Linked DNA regions of Homo sapiens: region 1 is linked to region 2. A link is an interaction called in ENCODE POLR2A ChIA-PET data of the cell type or tissue named here. Cell type or tissue: Caco-2. All regions are shown on one strand. Links, peaks and the distances in the headings refer to the core of each region. The heading gives the core; the rest is flanking DNA. Region 1 overlaps PATL1 (PAT1 homolog 1, processing body mRNA decay factor). Region 2 overlaps STX3 (syntaxin 3).

The links. Peaks named below come from ENCODE experiments on the same cell type or tissue, not always from the same donor. Only the 100,000 strongest peaks of a DNase experiment are listed, where the experiment ranks them.
Region 1: POLR2A ChIA-PET joins it to region 2 with 6 read pairs; 10 of 35 experiments call an interaction of 5 or more read pairs at or near these places.

The regions. Positions count from the first base shown.
Region 1 is chr11:59,663,761-59,666,674 of GRCh38, reverse strand. All of the region lies in intron 2 of PATL1 (PAT1 homolog 1, processing body mRNA decay factor), which reads left to right. Among named protein-coding and RNA genes, the nearest start is that of PATL1, 3.8 kb to the left of the region's middle. In Caco-2, for the core only: no CTCF peak of the experiment used is centred there; no DNase peak of the experiment used is centred there.
Region 2 is chr11:59,786,067-59,788,980 of GRCh38, reverse strand. It overlaps STX3 (syntaxin 3), which reads right to left. Exons shown (of 11, transcript NM_004177.5): 3 at 1,845-1,944; 4 at 34-108. Among named protein-coding and RNA genes, the nearest start is that of MRPL16, 23 kb to the left of the region's middle. In Caco-2, for the core only: no CTCF peak of the experiment used is centred there; a DNase peak (open chromatin) is centred at 1,769.

The sequences.
Region 1 (2,914 bases), core at 161-2,660, 120 kb after region 2:
TCTGGGTCTCTTTTTGCCTTACCTATAAAATCAGGTATTCTGTAAGCCTTGCCCCTTCCAGCTATATGATCGATGACTACAGGTTGCCCCTATGAGGGATTCAAATGTTTAGAGAAGTAAACATTTAAGAGAGATTTAAATTAATCCTAGATGAGAGGAATTTTTATTTGTATAACATATAACTTATGGAAAACTAGTGTACTAGTAGAAAATTCAGATTCTAGGATGTGGGTATATGTGTTTCAAAATTTAGTCTATCACTAGTATATAACTTTGCAACTTATAGTATCTTCAAAATATAAAGCTTTTTATAGCAAGAATTTTGGGGGTCAAGAAAGGACTCATAAGTTAGAAAAGTATGCACAGATGAAATTTTGTCCATCCCTGGGTATAGATACATATTATTTATTTATTTATTTATTCTTTTTCGAGATGAAGTCTTGCTCTGTCACCCAGGCTGGAGTGCAGTGGCACGATCTTGGCTCACTGCAACCTCCGCCTCCTGAGTTCAAACAGTTCTCCTGCCTCAGGCTCCCGAGTAGCCGGGATTACAGGTGCCCGCCACCACACCGAGCTAACCAGGCTGGTCTCAAACTCCTGACCTCGTGATCCGCCCATCTCGGCCTCCCAAAGTGCTGGGATTACAGGCCTGAGCCACCGCGCCCAGCCTATAGATACATATTTTAAGAGTTGGAAAAAGTTTAAAAACTGAAGAGCCAAACTAAGGTTACAGGCCACGGGGTTATAAATGCCAAGATGGAAAATTTAGGAAGTAAGCTTATATGATAAAGTTTGAGAACACATGTTACTTAGAACAGGTGTAGAACAAGTGGAGTAATAAATTGAAATTTAAATTTTTAAACTGTATACATACACATATATTTGTTTTGAGACAGAGTCTTGCTCTGTCACCTAGACTGGAGTGCAGTAGCATGATCTCGGCTCACTGCAGCTTCTGCCTCCCCAGTTCAAGCAGTTCTCCTGTCTCAGCCTCCCAAGTAGCTGAGAACACAAGCGCCCGGCTAATTTTTGTATTTTTAGTAGAGACAGGGTTTCTCCATGTTGGCCAGGGTGGTCATGAACTCCTGACCTCAAGTGATCCCTCCTCAGCCTCCCAAAGTGCTGGGATTACAGGTGCAAGCCACCACGCCTGGCCAAAACTGTATATTTTTAAGCAAATGAATAGGTAAGAGTCAATGCAGATATGTTTGCTTAGACTTGGTGCTGGAAAGCAGCAATAACAGCGTTTATGTTCAAATGTATAAATGTGTGTGATTCTTTTGTAGTCGCAACACTTCTGTCTGTGCAACAAATACTCCAAGTTAAGTCATAAGGAAAAAGAGAAAATTTAGCAATAGTCAGTAATCCCAAGATGTTGAATATCAAAAACAAATAAGAGGCCTTAAAGTATTATAATGGTCACTGGTTTTGCAGTGACCTAATACATTTATTAAAGCTTAGACTGACTTGAATAAACTGGCAAAAATGAAGGTGTTTTAATATTGTCAGTCATTTGTAAAATTCATTAGAGAACTAAAACTTTGTTATGATTAGAAGCAGCAAGAAAAGTGTTGAAAGTAGAAGCTAGACTCATGATGGAAAGGAATCAAAGACCTTTTGGATTATAGGCATGGGTTAGGAGATGAGATTGTCCAGGAGGATAACATGATCCAAGATGCTATTATCTCTCTCCATGGAGATCACAGGCAAAGAGATGTAGAGTGGAATTACAAAAGCAGGAAACTGATGTGAATTGCAAATTATATTTGGAAGATAGTTTAGTGATAATCAGTAGGACACAATAAGCTATTTGTGGTGGTTCAAGCCCACAGCTCTCAGCACTTTGGGAGGTCAAGGCAGGAGGATCACTTGAGGCCAGGAGTTCAAGACCATCCTCGGCAACATAGTGAGACTCTTTCTCCACAAAATTTTTTTTGAAAAATAGCCAGGCATGATGGTATGTACCACTTAGGAGGTTGAGGCTGAGGCTGGAGGATCCCTTGAGCCCAGGAGTTCAGGGCTGCATCAGCTATGATGGTGCCACTGCATTCCAGCCTGGGTAACAGAGCGAGACCTTGTCTCTAAAAAGTTAATTAAATACTTTAAAAATAGAATACCATAGAAGCTACCAACATGTGCTTGTTTCTAGAACTCTTTTTCTATTAAAATACTGTACTGAATGTTAACCATTTTTTCAACAAATTCTTCAGTATTAAAATGAATTAGCTAGAATTGATTTATAGACATTAAAATGAGGCAGCATTGTACCATGTTCTCAGTTTTCAACCTGGACAGAAGAGGAAGAGTCATACCTTCTCATTGACTTCCAGAGTGCTATGGACAGTCTTTTTTTCCTGAGTTTCTATTTTTTCTCATAAGATGGGAATAATATTGCCTTAAAAGGATGTTAGAGTGTCCGGAACGGTATTTTATATGATGGGAAAGAAGAAAAGTGTACACGTGCTGAAAAAGCCATTAGGTTTACACAGTAAAAGAACAGGTAGTACAAAGTTAAGGCAATTAAATAGCATATGATTAGCCCACTTTGTACCTTAGGGCCAAAGGGTGATTAGAAAGGATTTTTTGGCCAAGAAAGTTTATAATAATATAGAGAAAAGATTTCCAAAGGTGAGCCCTTTCCCTTGAGAGTGTAATGTACTGGAATTGTAAAGTGAAGATCTTAATTCCTCATAACAGCTTGGTGTAAATACTATAAAAAGAAAATTGTTTTCCAAGTCAACCTGTGACTTCTTTGATACTCCTCTGCAGGTTGATATAAAGCTGGTATAGAGAGTTTAAATCAAGAGGTGAAATGTCAGACCTTTGACATTTGTTTTGATTTTATGATTTTTAATTCATATAGCGGGCATCTGGAATAATACCTGCTATTACAGTAGACATTTTAGGTCACTGG
Region 2 (2,914 bases), core at 269-2,768:
GGGACGGCCTTGTTTTCTTTGTTCCCTTCTTACTCTTCAGTTTGTTCCGGACGTTGTTGGCCCTTTTCTTAATCTCAGTCGTGAGCTGCTCTAGGTCATCCTTGGTTTCTGGGTAAATAAAGGCAGGCAGAATCCGTTAGAAAGGAGAGGACTGATTCCTTTGTGAACTACAGCAATCATCATCAGAGGAGGGGAGCTTTATCGGGCATCCACTGCCCAGAATGGTATTTATCCCTACGCACTCCCCAGCATCTGTCATTAGAATCACAGAGTGCTTATTTTTTTAAAGGCATTTTCCAGGCACCCCATCTCAGTCTACAGAATAAAAATACCCAGGGTTGGAACCACAAAATCAGCTCTTTCAACCCTCCTGAGTAATCCTGCAGCACATAAAATTGTGGAAACTCTGCTTTTAGAGGAAAGAGCCTACCACGGGAGCTTCGGTTGAGAAGGTTCTAGGGAGCTTATGGGGAAAATAGATTTCAACCAAGGCTAATCAACTTAAAATGAGGCAAATATTTATGACATACCTACTACACACATCCTAGGTTGTATGGAGCAAACTAAGTGTTAGCTATAACCATTCATTCAAAAGCCATCCTTCAGCCCCTACTACAACTTTGGAACAGAGCTAGAAACTATGGAATCAGAAAGAAGATCTAGATTTTTCCTGCAAGGTGTTAGAGTCTAGTGGGAGACAAAGGAGAAATAAATCAGCAGCTCTAATATGCAGCGTGGAGTAAGGTATGAGTTCTGGTCAAGGTGTGCACAGCCTGGAGGGATCTGGAAAAGCCTCTAAAGATGGAGATGAGCAGGACTGAGTCTCAAGGACTGTGAGTTGGCCAGGTAGAGAAAGAGACTAAAAGCAGGAATTCCACGAGAAGAAACAGTAAGTAAAGGGTATGAGTGAACAGGAAATGCCTGGGGAACCAGACAGAGTTGCTCTGGCTGAAGCGTGGGAAGCAGGAGGAGGATGGCAGGAGACAGGCTGGCTGGGAAGGCAGGAATGTGATCAAGACAATGCCCATATGCTCTGCTAAAGTGTTCCCACTTCAGTCTTTAGGTAAGAGGGCCCATGGGAAAAATGAAAGAGTGGAATGACAGTGTCAGGCTTGTTCCCTGTTCTTAAGGAACCAAAAATATAGCCCTAAACCACCCGTGTCCAAACCGTGGAACGCACGGATTTTTTTGCTTATCTGTAGTGGCAGATATCAGGAAAATTATGCACAAACCTTTCTTTCAGCGCTTCAGCTATCGTTAGTGTTAGTGTATTTTATGTATGGCCCAAGACAATTCTTCTTCCAATGTGGCCCAGGGAAGCCAAAAGGTTGGACACCCATGCAAACAATTAGGGGAGAAAAAACGTTTGCCTAGGTGGTGGTAACAAACAGGAGTTTAGGGATAGAAGGAATTTCTGTGAACTCGAACCATTTTGGAACACCTCATGGAAAGAAAAAATGGACTTGATCTGGTAGGATTCAGAAAGAGGGCTAGGAAAAGCAGTTCAGGCTGGGGAAATAGTACACGCAGAGGCTCAGAGGAGGGACAGGGCACAGGGTATGTAAGCAGCAGTGGGAATCGTCGCCAGTCAGGAAGAGGGACTAGCTGGGAAACAGGAAAGTCTAGCTAAATGGTTGGAGTGGGACCATGAAGACAAAACCTTGACTGTGGCCAGGCAGTAGGAGCTCAGGTAAGGTAAAGGGGAGGGAAATGAGATAATATGTACACTAGTGCCCTGTAACTTGTACACTTCCCTACTGCTCACGAAGGGCAAGAAAACAAGGCTGGCTCAGCTCCAAGGAAAGGGTGATTGTTGGATGACTCAGTTCTAAGTAAACACTCACTTGGCTCTGGAATCGGTGCAGAGAGAATGATACTGTAGAGTTTCTTAGCCTCCTCTACATGTTCTGAGATCTTGTCAATGTTAAGCCGAGTTTCCTCAATCTATAATCAGAAAGACAATAACCTTCATCATCAAAGAGGAAGTACAGGTCCATGGCTGAGATAAACGTTTGGCAGAGCTGCTGGTGAAAGCTGCCCATCTTCTGGGTTTGTGGAAGAAGATAATGACTTAAAGTCCTCAGCTGCCCAGTGAGTACCCTTTCCATGGTCAGATAAAGTAATCTCAACAGAACAGTTGTTAAAAATCCATACTTGTTGCTCCCTAAGAGTAATACATTCACCCACTTTGGATGAAAGGATTCAGGCCAAAGTCAAGAAGAGCTAAGAAAAACCATGAAGAATGATCAGAGGGGGAGAATCAGCAGACCTTAGCAGGCAGAGCCTTAAAGCCCAAAAAGTGAGAACAGAAAAGAGTGAGGATGAAGGAGAGGGGAAAAAGGAAGGAAGGAAAGAAAGAAGTGAAAGGAAAAGAACAAACCTAGAGAGTGAAAAACACAGAATGAGAGGAAGAGAAAGACAGAAACAGATAGGCCAGGCGCGGTGGTTCATGCCTGTAATCCCAGCACTTTGGGAGGCCGAGGCAGATGGATCATGAGGTCAGGAGATCAAGACCATCCTGGCTAACACAGTGAAACCCCGTCTCTACTAAAAAATGCAAAAAAAAAAAAAAAATTAGCCTGGTGTGATGGTGGGCGCCTGTAGTACCAGCTACTCGGGAGGCTGAGGCAGGAGAATGGCGTGAACCCGGGAGGTGGAGCTTGCAGTGAGCCGAGTTCGCACCACTGCACTCCAGCCTGGACGACACAGCGAGACTGCCTCAAAAAAAAAAAAAAAAGAAAGAAAGAAACAGATAAAGAAAACAAGGAGAGAAAAAGAGAGATACTAGGCAATGAAGGTCTCAGGAGACAGCCCAAGCTTCTCTAGGACACATATGTTCTTGTACTAACTGATTTCCTCAGACGATCAGGACCCAGTAGCTCGAGCCACAGCCCATTTCTGCATATTTCTAAGG